Linked DNA regions of Homo sapiens: region 1 is linked to region 2. Evidence: chromatin loops called from intact Hi-C (ENCODE). Cell type or tissue: GM12878. All regions are shown on one strand.

Evidence for each region. A loop is a pair of places that touch in the nucleus more often than their neighbours do. Peaks named below come from ENCODE experiments on the same cell type or tissue, not always from the same donor. Only the 100,000 strongest peaks of a DNase experiment are listed, where the experiment ranks them.
Region 1: it touches region 2 in a loop (13-fold over the local background); 29 of 110 quality-filtered maps call a loop at or near these places.

Annotation. Positions count from the first base shown.
Region 1 is chr13:22,931,994-22,939,993 of GRCh38, forward strand. It overlaps LOC124903230. Among named protein-coding and RNA genes, the nearest start is that of LINC00621, 20 kb to the left of the region's middle. In GM12878, no CTCF peak of the experiment used is centred here; no DNase peak of the experiment used is centred here.
Region 2 is chr13:24,352,851-24,360,850 of GRCh38, forward strand. No RefSeq gene overlaps it. Among named protein-coding and RNA genes, the nearest start is that of LINC00566, 25 kb to the left of the region's middle. In GM12878, no CTCF peak of the experiment used is centred here; a DNase peak (open chromatin) is centred at 4,319.

The DNA of each region.
Region 1 (8,000 bases), 1.4 Mb before region 2:
CAAGTATGGTTTTTGGAAGAATGTGACTTCTGACTTTTAACAAAAAGCAGAAACAAACACTTTCTTTCATACTTAGGAATTGTCTGCCAGGCTTCTGGAGGCACCTGGGCCGTGTGGGTTCACAGCGGTCATCCAGGGAATGGATGGACATGGTGAGTTTCTGAAGCACGGGCATCACCCTTAGGGTAGGGGGAGGGCTCCAACACCAAGGCCCCCAGCACACATTTCACAAGGAAAAATGACCGTGTCGTGCCTGTGTTGGTAGGTGATCAACTGTGCTTAACCGAGAAGGGAATTTTCTCTAGTTAGAGGCCTCACATTAAGCATGCATTGGCTTCATCTGGAGTGTGCAGAACAGAATCATTCTCTTCCCCATTCCTCACCAAGAACAGTAATTAGAATGCAAGTTCATCTCCATATAATGCATTATGACTTTAATATCAGTAAATGCTTCTTACATATTAGATGCAGTGAGGAAATATTAGTTGAAAATTCACAGACTGGTATGATCAGTTTCCTCTAGGATAAAATGTGATAAATGGGTTTTAATAAACTGAGGAGAATTATAGGCACCATCATCTTGGTTCCTGTCAATTTTACTTAGAGTAAAATGCCATTGCAATAATTAGTTGGTTTTTACTGTATTCATTAAAAGTTTTTCTAATGACCACTTGAGGAATAAGTAAAATTAATTTCTTTCTTGAACATCAAAGGAATTCATCAATCAAACAAAAAGCAAACTTCAGGGATTATGCGAGACAGGGTGAGGACCAGTGGTTTTCCGTGCCCACTGTGGGGACAGCGCTTTCCCGCCGTATGTCATTGGCATGGAAGCTCGAGGCCATTCCCCCGAGGTGTGCTGATGGAGAGGGATGCAGGCCCCGGGTGGAGGCCCTGGCCGTCCTTCTCAGGTGCCATTGAGCTGTGACTCCAAGGCCTCCTCCTCCAGGCAGCTTTCCTTGACTGCTCCAACTTCAGGGCTCTCTCCTGCCTGGCCCACACACTTGAACTAGGGCTCCTCAGTCTCAGAGGCTGAGGCCAGTTTCTCTCTCTGCCTGTGGCCCCTCAGATTCCAGCATAGGGCCAGGCACTCTAGAGGGCTCAAGGGCCACTACCCCCGTCCTAGCTCCTGCAGTGCTCGGCCAAGCTCAGCCCTTGTTCAGCACACCAGCCCTGTGAGCCACGCTGTCCCTGGAGCCTGGCTCGGAGGATGCGAGGAGGATTCTCCAGCAGGCAAGCATGGTCAGAGGGGCCACTGGGTCGCCAGATGGAGTCCCTGTGCCGATCCCACAGTACACGGAGAGGAGCAGAAAAGCGGGTGAGGCCTGGGGAGATGACATCACATGGCTGGGGCTACTCAGTGGTGAAGGGAGAGACAAAGCCGGACACCGCTCTGGCTACTGGGGGGAGCAATGGTCCTTCCCACCTCTTGTGCCAGGTACAGCACTGGGGCCTGGGACCAGGACGAGCCTCAGAACACGGCTGGTGAGCACACCCACCTCCACCTGCACCCATCCCCGCTCCCCACACACACCACACACACACTCATCACACACACACTCATCACACAACCACACACTCATCACACACGCTCATCACACACACCACACACTCATCACACACATTTTACACACACCACACACACTCGTCACACACATGCTCATCACACACTCATCACACACCACACGCTCATAATACTCATCACACACATTCATTACACACATACACCACACACATGCTCATCACACACATTCTCATCACACACACCATACGCACTCATCACACACACTCATCACACACATGCTCATCACACATGCATCACATGCTCATAACACACTCATCACACACATGCACCACACACATGCTCATCACACACATATCACACACAGCACACACACTCATCACACACGCTCATCACACACTGATCACAGACACACGCTCATCACACACCACACACACAGTCATACAAACTCATCACACACACCACACATATACTCATCACTCATGCTCATCACACACATTCATCAAACACTACACACATGTTCACACACTCATCACATGCACACCACACACTCATCACACACATTCATCACATACACCATACACACATTCATCACACACGGCACACACATGCTCATCACACACACACCATGCACACTCATCACACTCACACACACATCACACACGATCACAGACATCACACACACCACACACATGCTCATTATGCACACTCGTCACACGCACACCACACACAGTCATCACACACACATCCCAGACACCACACACACCACACCATATATACACTCAACCATCACACGCACACACACCACACACACACACCTCATCACGCATACACCTGCACACAGAGCCACACACACTGGGCCATCACACAGACACCATGCACCACACACACACACACTCATCACACACAAACCCAATCACCTCACACACCCATCCACCCCCATCACAGCCCCCACCTCTGCTGAATGGAGCCCCACCATCCTTCAATGACCAGCTGGCACCTCGTCCTTGACGTGCCCCATCGCACTTCCTTCTCCCGCCCACGAGGACCTCGGTAATGTCGCCCCTGAAACTGCTGCGGAACCTGGAGCCCACTGTAACCCAGAATTGGAATCCCAGCTCAGCCCCTGCACACCTGATTGCCCGGAGAAATGCCTTATTCCTGACAGCCTCTTGGTTCTTTTCCGTCTCCGGTTAGGTGAGAAGGTCAATCTGGCCCTGCGGGTTATGTTGGGGGTTACATGAGAACCTCATTGGCATGAAGAGGCCAGGCAGGTCCTCCGACAGTGCCACAGCCCCAGGCTTGTGCCGCCAAATCACGGAGGCCTTCCGGGCCCTGAACACGAACCGGACGGGGCCTTCCCGCATTACTACCCGAATGACACTGCTGGGGGGACCGCTCTCTGGATGCCATTGTGGCCACGTGTCGGGACGGTCGGCTGCTTGACTCCACGACTTAAAGCTAGATTTGGCCTTTTAAGCCTCTGTCTCAGTGCCCTCGGGTCCCTTCTGCAGCTCACCTACCTGTCCCTCGGCCTCTGGGGTGGGCTGGCAGGGCTCGTTCTGGGACCTACGTGGGGTGGCAGCAATGGCTGTCATGGTGCAGAGCCGGCTTCTCGGAGTGCCTGGTCTGGGGATCCCCAGGGAAGGCACTGAAGCTGTCTCCTAGGCTCCCGGGCCTGTGAGGCCCAGCCAGCTCCACCCCTGCCCCACCCACCCCAAGCCCCACAGGGGTCCCCTACCTGGCAGCTCAAGCCCAGCCCCCTTTCCTGGTACCCTGAGAGGCCCCACCACCACCTCGTGCCAGTCAAGGGTGATGTGTGGGCCGCTGGGCCTTTGATCCCTGTCAGGGTCACTCAGAGAAGCCTGGGTGAACATGAAAGTTCGATGCTAAGCCACATCCAAGCCAAGACTCAGGAACAAGCAGGGACCTTGCCTGTAGTGTCCCCAACTCCTGAGCAGCTCTCCAGCTTCTGGATCCCCTGGCTCTTTTTGGCTGAGGGGGCTCCTCTGTGTAACTCGGCCAGGCCCTCTTTCCAGGCTTTTATTCTTCCTGCAGCCAGAGAGGGGGGCAGAGGGAGCCTCTGGTGCCAGCTCTGAGGCCTCTCTTGAAGCCCAGCCTGAAGGTGTCTGTCCCCACCTGCTGCTACCCCCACCCTGAGATGGGGGCTTAGAACCTTTGCCCTGGTGGCTTGCCCTGCTGGGACCCCTTCTTCTAATCTCAGAATGACCGACCCCTCGCCTCCCTCACGTCGCTGTTTCAGAGCTACTTTCTCACCCAGATCCCCGACCTGGTGCTCCTAGTTTCCCCACCCACCTGTGCTACGTGTTCCCAGGTGTCTGCCACCTGCAGCAGGCTGCCCAGTCATTCCTCCCTCCCCGTGTGCTTTCATCATCGAGCCCCTTCTGGCCCCATCCTCCAGCTCCCGCCGTGTTGCTCAGAGCAGCTCACGGTGCACGGCGACTCCGGGGAATGGGGTTCCCACAGCTCCCCGGCTTCCATAAAGGCCACGGCGGGCTCTGCAGGGCAAGCTGGCCTCTGCGATCACTGCGCAGTGACCCCTCACAAGTAGCATTTTTGCACTTGGGAGTCTACACGTTTTTTCATTTTAAAAGGAGTTTGTCCCTGCTGTTTGAGAAATATGCCCAGGAACACAGCCCTTCTCAGAGAGTCTGGTTACTTAAAAGGAAAGCTCTTGATTACATAGGGGAGTTCACCGTGGTGCAATGTTGACGGAGGCATGGCCAGCACAGGGCAGGAGCTGGGGGACTGACACCTCTGAGGACAGGTAGACACTCATCATAGCAGCAACACACTGCTTGCACCTGCAGAGGCCACAGGCTCAGCAGAGCTGCCCTGGCGATGCTGGTGATTTCAGGAGGTCTCTCTAGAGTGCCGGGAGATGCTGCACCCTCAGAAGTGGCCGCCAGGAGTGGCTCTGGCAGATTGAGATGGTGATTTAGCTGATCATGCCGCCGTCCGTGTTCACTCTCCATCAGAAGCCACACCTCACTCTCTTAGAGCGAGGGAGAGACACACTCAAGCTGGGGGCAAATGGCATCTGCAGAGCCAGATCCAGGGGCCAGGAGGATCGGGGACTCCCCGGGAGGAGTCTCCATGCCACGTGAGTCAATCAGGGAACCCTAATTGGAAAGCAGTAATACAAAGTAATTGAGTTTAATACATAATTTAGATGGTTACTCGTTAAGCTAATGCCTCCCGCTTAGGTGTGGGGAGAAAATTATCTAGTAGACGGGGAAGATTTCATTTGTTTTTATAATGGTATGCTCGCCAATTGACTTTAGTAAGAGCAGTTTGTTAAATCAGATTTTGAATTGGTGCATAGATTTGAAGTTCATAAGTTAGTTTTTGATGTGATATACTTAGCGCCTCCCTTCTTCCCTTAAAGTGGCTGGATTTATTCTCCCATGAGGCTGTGCGCTCATTGTTGTCCTGCATTATGGAAATTACATCAGTTCTCCGTGGTGTCTTCATGAGAGGCAATTTTACTCCTGACTTCTACCTGTTTTTTTTTTTTTTAATTTAGGAAGGGACATTAAAGAGACTCTGCTTGCTTCTTTGCGGGGCCTTTTTCCTCTTGAAAACAGTCCCAGGGCTGCAAACAAATGCTTTGGTTAAATATCAGAAAGGAACTTACTAACAACTCCTTACTAGGGTCCAACCGTCATTCATTAACCTGTCTGATTTTCTCAGCAATCCTGTGAAGTCAAGCGGCCGCTAGGAACCCAGCTCCTGTGTGTACACATCGAGGCCGTGGGCCTGGTCACGATCGGTAGCTGGGTGCTGGCCTGGCAGTGGGGACCAGGCCACACCCACAAAGCAGGTCCGCCTGGGCCTGGACCCAAGTTCATCTGGCCAGCCCAGTGATGGCGACCCTGACTCAGTTTCCCTATCAACAAAATAGGAATAAGATACTGAGTACCTAAAGGGTTTTAGGATGGAAGGAGGCGATGCCTGCCCACGGCACGTAACAGAGCCAGTGCCAAGAGCTGAGCTGTGGGCACTGCAACTACCCCAGTAGAATGGCTCCTGGACCCCTCCCCGAACCAGCTCCCCCTCCTCCAGCAGCCATACCACCAGGCCGACAGCATCTGACCCATAGGGCCCCACCCTCACGCCTGCTTCTCACCAGCTTTGGGGACTCCAGTGGGCATCCCTGTTCTCCAGGCCTCAGCATCCTCAGCTATGAAACAGGCTGCTGAGGCCTCCCTTGGGCAACCAGCATCCCGGCCGCAGGCAGAGGGGAATCTTGCTGACAGGAGGCAGGAGACCACCCCAGGAACCAGGGTTTGCCCGGTCTCCTCTTGGGGCAGCTATCCAGGCAGAACCTCAGCCCTCAGATAGCAGGATCACGGCGAAAACTAAGTCATCATGTGTCTGAAATTGGTGGGTTCTTGGTCTCACTGACTTCAAAAACAAAGCCGCAGACCCTCCCAGTAAGTGTTACAATTCTTAAAGACGGTGTGTCCAGAGTTTGTTCCTTCTGACATTAGGATGCATTTGGAGCTTTTTCCGTTGGTGGATTGCTGGTCTGGCTAGCCTCAAGAGTGAAGCTGCAGACCTTGCAGTGAGTGTTACAGCTCATAGACACAGCACGGACTCAGTGAGCAGCAACAAGATTTATTGCAAAGAACAAAAGAACAGAGCTTCCACACTGTGGAAGGCTATCTGAGCAGCTTGCCACTGTTGGCTAGGGCAGCCTGCTTTTATTCCTTTATCTGACCCCACCCACATCTTGCTGATTGGCCCATTTTACAGAGAGCTGATTGGTCCGTTTTGACAGGGTGCTGATTGGTGCATTTACAATCCCTGAGCTAGACACAGAGCGCTGACTGGTGTATTTACAATCCTCTAGCTAGAGGTAAAAGTTCTCCAAGCCCCGACCAGATAAGCTAGATACAGAGTGCTGATTGGTGTATCCACAAACCCCAAGCTAGACACAGAGTGCTGATTGGTGCATATACAATCCTCCGGCTAGACATAAAAGTACTCCAAGTCCCCACCCCACTCAGGAGCCCAGCTGGCTTCTCCTAGTGGATCCCGTGCCAGGGCCATAGGCGGAGCTGCCCACCAGTCCAGTGCTATGTGCCTGCACTCCTCAGTCCTTGGGTGGTCAATGGGACCAGGCACTATAGAACAAGGGGCGGTGCCCGTGGGGGAGGCTTGGGCCACACGGGAGCCCAGGAGTTGCGGCGGGGGCGGTGTTGCTTGGGCATGGGGGTGCTGCAGGTCCCAAGCCCTGCAGCATGGGAAGGCGGCTGAGGTTCGGCGAGAATTCAACCACAGCGCGGGTGGGCCGTCAGTGCTGAGGGACCCGGCGCACCCTCCTCAGCTGCTGGTCTGGGTGCTAAGCCCCTTACTGCCTGGGGCCGGCGGCACCAGCCGGCTGCTGGGAGTGTGGGGCCCGCTGAGCCCGCGCCCACCAGGAACTCATGCTGGCCTGCGAGCACTGTGCACAACCTCGGTTCCCACCTGTGCCTTTTTCTCCACACCTCCCAGCAAGCAGAGGGAGCTGGCTCTGGCCTCAGCCAGACCAGAGAGGGGCTCCCACAGTGCAGCGGCAGGCTGAAGGGCTCCTCAAGCGTGGCCAGAGTGGACTCCATGGCCTGAGGAGTTGCCGAGAGTGAGCGAGGGCTGCTAGCACTTTGTCACTTCTCAATCAGGACCCCAGGCCTGAAGGTCATCCCTGCCTGGTTCCTGCAGCAGCCTCAGTGACAGGTGCTGGGGAAGGCCCTGATGCAGGCAGCCTTTATCTTGGCCTCCCTTGGACCCCCAGCCCCTCCAGCTCCAGTCACTGTGTTCCAATAGAGACCCCCCAGGGCACTGCAGGGAGTGCTTTCCACAGCCCCAGCTGCACCCCACTTCCAGCTTGCCTCTGGAAACAGCCACGAATGGCAGGGTGGCACCAGAAGGTAAGCCTTTAGGGAGAATGAACACAGGTCTCCACCCTCAGACAAACACAGGCCTCCACCCTCAGACAAACACAGGCCTCCACCCTCAGACGAACACAGGTCTCCACCCTCAGACGAACACAGGCCTCCACCCTCAGACGAACACAGGCCTCCACCCTCAGATGAACACAGGCCTCCACCCTCACATGAACACAGGCCTCCACCCTCAGAAACAGAAGCTCCACAGAGCCCCCAAGGGACCCTGGGGCACCCTGGAAGCATCCAATGTGCACTGGAGTCACCTCAAGAGCCATGGGGACTTGGAGCCGCTTGATTCTGGGAAAGCTCTCCCCGATGGAACATTGGAATAAATGTGTGTAGCTGTGAAACCCCCCTTTGCATAAAATCAAAAAGAGAGCCTGTGTAAAACAGATTTCTAAATACCCAAGACCTTAAGACACAGCCTCTCCTCCTGGGCACCTCCACAGCCTCTTCCTGCCCTTCTTGCCTCCAAGCCGGTGCAGCTCCTTCTAAAACATCTTGGTGCACCCAGGGTCCCCAGAGGA
Region 2 (8,000 bases):
GAGCTGGGAATTTCAATCCCTGAGCTCATCTTTTTCTTTTACCACTTTGTGCAATGATATTAAAAGCAACCAATGTCATTATATTCCTCAGTTTTCCTAAAATGTTCAAAAGTATGATATACAGAGTCATGTAGCTTCTTGCTTCTTATAAGTGGTTTATTAGGAGGATCCAATGCAGATATTTTGCATATCTGTATAGTTTATGCCATGGATGATCAGTGCTCTCTTTACTACTGGAAATAGAATCGTTAGTGTCTTCACATATAGTCAGATTAAAGATCCAATTCCAGAAACTCCAGAAAGAATTCAGAAAACTCATCCTCAAAATTCTGGTCCTCTAGATCCACTCTTGGTACCAAAATCTATATTAGTCAGAGTTCTACAAAGAAACAGACTCAATAGAATAGATAGATAGATAGATAGATAAATAGATAGATATAGATATATATCAATAGATATATATGTCTATAGAATATATGTATCAATAGTATATATATATCAATAGAATAGATAGATAGATAGATAGATAGATAGATAGATAGATAGATAGATAGATTTATTATAGGAACTATGTAGTTATGGAGGACAAGAAGTCCCACAGTCTGCCATCTGCCAGCTGGAGACCCAGGAAAGTCAATGGTGTTCTTCGATCTGAGTCCAAAGACTGGAGAACCAGAAGCACCAATGTTCGATGGCAGAAGAGGATGGATGTCCCAGCTAAAAAAGAAAGTGAATTCACCCTTCCTCAGCCTTTTTGTTCTATTCAGGCCCTCCATGGATTAAGTGATGCTTGCTCACTTTGAGGAGGGCAGGTCTGTACGCAGTCCACTGACTCAAATGTTAATCTCTTCCAGAGACCCCCTCACAGACACATCCAGAAATGACATTTTATCAGCTATCTAGGCAACCCTTCCTTAGTGCAGTCAAGTTGACACCTAAAATTAAACATCATAAGCAGGGAAGATGGTGTGGGAGGTGAGATGTATGTCTGTGAGCAGAAGCTGGGTGGGTCTCTGCATGAACATGTAGGTACGGGTGCAAGCATGTGGGAGCTGCTGGTGGCAAAACTCAACAGAAGCAACTCATATTTAGGAAGTGAATCAGATGTCACATCCTCTGAGCCTGTGATATTTCATGATCTGGCACAATAAAAGGCTCTCAGAGCAGGTTGTATAATAAAAAGCTAAATTTTCCAATGGTTTTTGGAAGAATGTAACTTCTGACTTTTAACAAAAAACAGAAACAAACACTTTCTTTCACAGTTAGAAATTGTCTGCCAGGCTTCTGGAGGCACCTGGGCCGTGTGGGTTCACAGTGGTCATTCAGGGAATGGATGGACATGGTGAGTTTCTGAAGCACGGGCACCACCCTTACGGTAGGGGGAGGGCTCCAACACCAAGGCCCCCAGCACACATTTCACAAGGAAAAATGACCGTGTAGTGCCTGTGTTGGTAGGTGATCAACTCTGCTGAAACTGAGAAGGGAATTTTTTTCTAGTTAGAGGCCTCACATTAAGCATGCATTGGCTTCATCTGGAGTGTGCAGAACAGAATCATTCTCTTCCCCATTGCTCCCCAAGAACAGCAATTAGAATGCAAGTTCATCTCCATATAATGCATTAAGACTTTAATGTCAGTAAACGCTTCTTACATATTAGATGCAGTGAGGAAATGTTAGTTGAAAATTCACAGACTGGTATGATCAGTTTCCTCTAGGATAAAATGTGATAAATGGGTTTTAATAAACTGAGGAGAATTATAGGCACCATCTTCTTGGTTCCTGTCAATTTTACTTAGAGTAAAATGCCATCGCAATAATTAGCTGGTTTTTACTGTATTCATTAAAAGTTTTTCTAATGACCACTTGAGGAATAAGAAAAATTAATTTCTTTCTTGAACATCAAAGGAATTCATCAATCAAACAAAAAGCAAACTTCAGGGATTATGAAAGACAGGGTGAGGGTCGGTGGTTTTCCGTGCCCACTGTGGGGACAGCGCTTTCGCGCCGTCTGTCATTGGCATGGAAGCTCGAGGCCATTCCCCCGAGCTGTGCTGATGGAGAGGGATGCAGGCCCCGGGTGGGGACCCTGGCCGTCCTTCTCAGGTGCCATTGAGCTGTGACTCCAAGGCCTCCTCCTCCAGGCAGCTTTCCTTGACTGCTCCAACTTCAGGGCTCTCTCCTGCCTGGCCCACACACTTGAACTAGGGCTCCTCAGTCTCAGAGGCTGAGGCCAGGTTCTCTCTCTGCCTGTGGCCCCTCAGAGTCCAGCATAGGGCCAGGCACTCTAGAGGGCTCAAGGGCCACTACCCCCGTCCTAGCTCCTGCAGTGCTCGGCCAAGCTCAGCCCTTGTTCAGCACACCAGCCCTGTGAGTCACACTGTCCCTGGAGGGACTGAGGAATGTCCAGGGGTTGGTAGTGGCACAAAGGATGGAGCCACTGAAACGCGGTGGGTGGACACAGGAAGAGGACGGCCGCACAGCGAGGCCACGCCTGGCCTGGCTCGGAGGATGCGAGGAGGATTCTCCAGCAGGCAGGCATGGTCAGAGGGGCCACTGGGTAGCCAGATAGAGTCCCTGTGCCGACCCCATAGTCCACGGGGAGGAGCAGAGAGGCGGGTGAGGCCTGGGGAGATGACATCACATGGCTGGGGCTACTCAGTGGTGAAGGAAGAGACAAAGCGGGACACTGCTCTGGCTACTGGGGGGAGCAGTGGTCCTTCCCACCTCTTGTGCCAGGTACAGCACTGGGGCCTGGGACCAGGACGAGCCTCAGAACACGGCTGGTGAGCACACCCACCTCCACCTGCACCCATCCCCGCTCCCCACACACACCACACACACACTCATCACACACACACTCATCACACACACACCACACACACTCATCACACACATGCTCATCACACACACCACACACACTCATCACACACATGCTCATCACACACTCATCACACACACACCACACACACTCATCACACACATGCTCATCACACACACCACACACACTCATCACACACATGCTCATCACACACACCACACACACTCATCACACACGCTCATCACACACACTCATCACACACACCACACACTCATCACACACATGCTCATCACATACCACACACACACTCATCACACACACACCACACACACTCATCACACACATGCTCATCACACACACCACACACACTCATCACACACATGCTCATCACACACTCATCACACACACACCACACACACTCATCACACACATGCTCATCACACACACCACACACACTCATCACACACATGCTCATCACATACCACACACACACTCATCACACACACACCACACACTCATCACACACACGCTCATCACACACACACCACACACACATCACACACATGCTCATCACACACCACACATACACTCATCACACATGTTCATCACACACACGCATCTCACATGCATCACACTCATGCACCACACACATGCTCACACACACATCATACACACCACGCACACCATCACACACACTCATCACACACACACCACACACACTTATCACACGCATGCTCATCACACACACACCACACACGCTCATCACACACATGTTCATCACACACATGTTCACACACACACCACACATGCTCATCACACATACGTTCATCACACACATGCACCACACACATGTTCATCACACACACGCATCACACACACCACACACATGCTCATCACACACATGCATCACATACCACATGCACTCATCACACACACAACTCATCACACATGCTCATCACACACCACGCTCACTCCACACACACACCACACATGATCATCACACACTCATCACACACACACATAGCACACATGCTCATTACACACATGCTCATCACACACTCATCACACACCACACACACTCATCACACACACATCACATATGCTCATCACACACATGCTCATCACACACATGCTCATCACACACTCATCACACACATGCTCATCACACACACCACACACACAGTCATCATACACACTAATCACACACCACACATATGCTCATCACACGTGCTGATCACACACATTCATCACACACCACACACATATTCATACACTCATCACATGCACACCACACACACTCATCACACACATTCATCACACACACAACACACACGTTCATCACACACTCATCACACACATGCCACACAATGCTCATCAAACATGCCACACACATGCTTATCACACATGCTCATCACACATGCCACACACGCTCATCATGCACATTAATCACACTCACACCGTGCACACTCATCACACACTCATCGCAAACACATTCATCACACATGATCATCACACACGTCACACATACCACACATACGCTCATCATACACACTCATCACAAGCAACCCACACACACTCATCACACACACACATGCACACCTGCCAGACACCACACGCACCACACCATATATACACTCAACCATCACAGGCACACACACACCACACACACAAACTCATCACACATACACCTGCACACACGGCCACACACACTGGGCCATCACACAGACACCATGCACCACACACACTCATCACACACACCACACACACAAATCGGGCCATCACACAGACACCATGCACCGCACACACTCATCACACACACCACACACACAAATCCAATCACCTCACACACCCATCCACCCCCATCACAGCCCCCACCTCTGCTGAATGGAGCCCCACCATCCTTCAGTGGCCAGCTGGCACCTCGTCCTTGACGTGCCCCATCACACTTCCCTCTCCCGCCCACGAGGACCTCGGTAATGTCGCCCCTGAAACTGCTGCGGAACCTGGAGCCCACTGTGATGCAGAATTGGAATCCCAGCTCAGCCCCCTGCACTCCCGATTGCCCAGAAGAATGCCTTATTCCTGAGAGCCCCTTGGTTCTTCTCCCTCTCAGGTTAGGTGAGAAGGTCAATCTGGCCCTGCGGGTTATGCTGCCGGTTACATGAGAACCTCGTCGGCATGAAGAGGCCAGGCAGGTCCTCCGACAGTGCCACAGCCCCAGGCTTGTGCAGCTAAATCACGGAGGCCTTCCAGGCCCTGAACAGGAACCGGACGGGGCCCGAATGACACTGCTGGGGGGCCGCTCTCTGGATGCCATTGTGGCCGGGTACCGGGATGGTCGGCTGCTTGATTCCATGACTTAAAGCTAGATTTGGCCTTTTAAGCCTCTGTCTCAGTGCCCTTGGGTCCCTTCTGCGGCTCACCTACCTGTCTCTCGGTCTCTGGGGTGGGCTGGCAGGGTTCATTCTGGGACCTAGGTGGTGTGGCAGCAGTGGCTGTCATGGTGCAGAGCCGGCTTCTCGGAGTGCCTGGTCTGGGGATCCCCAGGGAAGGCACTGAAGCTGTCTCCTTGGCTCCCGGGCCTGTGAGGCCCAGCCAGCTCCACCCCTGCCCCACCCACCCCAAGCCCCACAGGGGGCCCCTACCTGGCAGCTCAAGTCCAGCCCCCTTTCCCAGGGCCCTGGGGGGCCCCATCCCCACCTCGTGCCAATCAAGGGTGATGTGTGGGCTGCTGGGCCTTTGGTCCCTGTTAGGGTCGCTCAGAGAAGCCTGGGTGGACATGAAAGTTCGAGGCTTCCAAGCCAAGACTCAGGAATAAGCAGGGACCTTGCCTGTAGCGTCCCCAACTCCTGAGCAGCTCTCCAGCTTCTGGCTCCCCTGGCTCTTTTTGGCTGAGGGGGCTCCTCTGTGTAACTCGGCCAGGCCCTCTTTCCAGGCTTTTATTCTTCCTGCAGTCAGAGAAGGGGACAGAGGGGGCCTCTGGTGCCAGCTCTGAGGCCTCTCTTGAAGCCCAGCCTGAAGGTGTCTGTCCCCACCTGCTGCCACCCCCACCCTGAGATGGGGGCTTAGAGCCTTTGCCCTGGTGGCTTGCCCTGCTGGGACTCCTTCCTCTAATCTCAGAATGACCGACCCCTCGCCTCCCTCACGTCGCCGTTTCAGAGCTACTTTCTCACCCAGACCCCTGACCGGTGCTCCTAGTTTCCCCACCCACCTGTGCTACGTGTTCCCAGGTGTCTGCCACCTGCAGCAGGCTGCCCAGTCATTTCTCCCTCCCGGTGTGCTTTCACCATCGAGCCCCTTCTGGCCCCATCCTCCAGCTCCCGCCGTGTTGCTCAGAGCAGCTCACGGTGCACGGCGACTCCGGGGAATGGGGTTCCCACAGCTCCTCGGCTTCCATAAAGGCCACGGCGGGCTCTGCAGGGCAAGCTGGCCTCTGCGATCACTGCGCAGTGACCCCTCACAAGTAGCATTTTTGCACTTGGGAATCTACACGTTTTTTCATTTTAAAAGGAGTGTGTCCCTGCTGTTTGAGAAATATGCCCAGGAACACAGCCCTTCTCAGAGAGTCTGGATACTTAAAAGGAAAGCTCTTGATTACATAGGGGAGTTCACCGTGGTGCAGTGTTGGCTGAGGCATGGCCAGCACAGGGCAGGAGCTGGGGGATTGGCACCTCTGAGGACAGGAAGACACTCATGGTAGCAGCAACACACTGGTTGCACCTGCAGAGGCCACAGGCTCAGCAGAGCTGCCCTGGCGATGCTGGTGATTTCGGGAGCTCTCTCTAGAGGGCCGGGAGATACTGCAGCCTCAGAAGTGGCCGCCAGGAGTGCCTCTGGCAGATTGAGATGGTGATTTAGCTGGTGATCATGCCGCCGTCCGTGTTCACTCTCCATCAGAAGCCACACCTCACTCTCTTAGAGCGAGGGAGAGACACACTCAAGCTGGGGGTGAATGGCATCTGCAGAGCCAGATCCAGGGGCCAGGAGGATCGGGGACTGCCCGGGAGGAGTCTCCATGCCACGTGAGTCAATCAGGGAACCCTAACTGGAAAGCAGTAATACAAAGTAATTGAGTTTAATACATAATTTAGATGGTTACTCGTTAAGCTAATGCCTCCCGCTTAGGTGTGGGGAGAAAATTATTTATCTCATAGACGGGGAAGATTTCATTTGTTTTTATAATGGAATGCTTACCAATTGACTTTAGTAAGAGCAGTTTGTTAAATCAGATTTTGAATTGGTGCATAGATTTGAAGTTCATAAGTTAGTTTTTGATGTGATATACTTAGCGCCTCCCTTCTTCCCTTAAAGTGGCTGGATTTATTCTCCCATGAGGCTGTGCGCTCATTGTTGTCCTGCATTATGGAAATTACATCGGTTCTCCGTGGTGTCTTCATGAGAGGCAATTTTACTCCTGACTTCTACCGTTTTTTTTTTTAATTTAAGAAGGGACATTAAAGAGACTCTGCTTGCTGCTTTGCGGGGACTTTTTCCTCTTGAAAACAGTCCCAGGGCTGCAAACAAATGCTTTGGTTAAATACCAGAAAGGAACTTACTAACAACTCCTTACTTGGGTCCAACCAACTGTCATTCATTAACCTGTTTGATTTTCTCAGCAATCCTGTGAAGTCAAGCGGCCGCTAGGAACCCAGCTCGTGTGTGTGCACGTTGAGGCCCCGGGCCTGGTCACCACCCATAGCTGGGTGCTGGCCTGGCAGTGGGGACCAGGCCTTTCATACCCACAAAGCAGGGCTGCCTGGGCCTGGACCCAAGCTCATCTGGCCAGCCCAGTGATGGCGACCCTGACTCAGTTTCCCTATCAACAGAACAGGGATAAGATACTGAGTACCTTGGAGAGGGTTTGAGGATGGAAGGAGGCGATGCCTGCCCAGGGCATGGAACAGAGCCAGTACCAAGAGCTTAGCTCTGGGCATTGCAACTACCCCAGTGGAATGGCTCCCGGACCCCTCCCCGAACCAGCTCCCCCTACTCCAACAGCCATACCGCCAGGCAGACAGCATCTGACCCAGAGGGCCCCACCCTCACGCCTGCTTCTCCCCAACTGTGGGGCCTCAGGTGGGCATCCCTGTGCTCCAGGTCTCAGCGTCCTCAGCTATGAAACAGGCTGCTGAGGCCTCCCTAGGGCACCCAGCATCCCTGCTGAGGGCAGAGGGGATCTTGC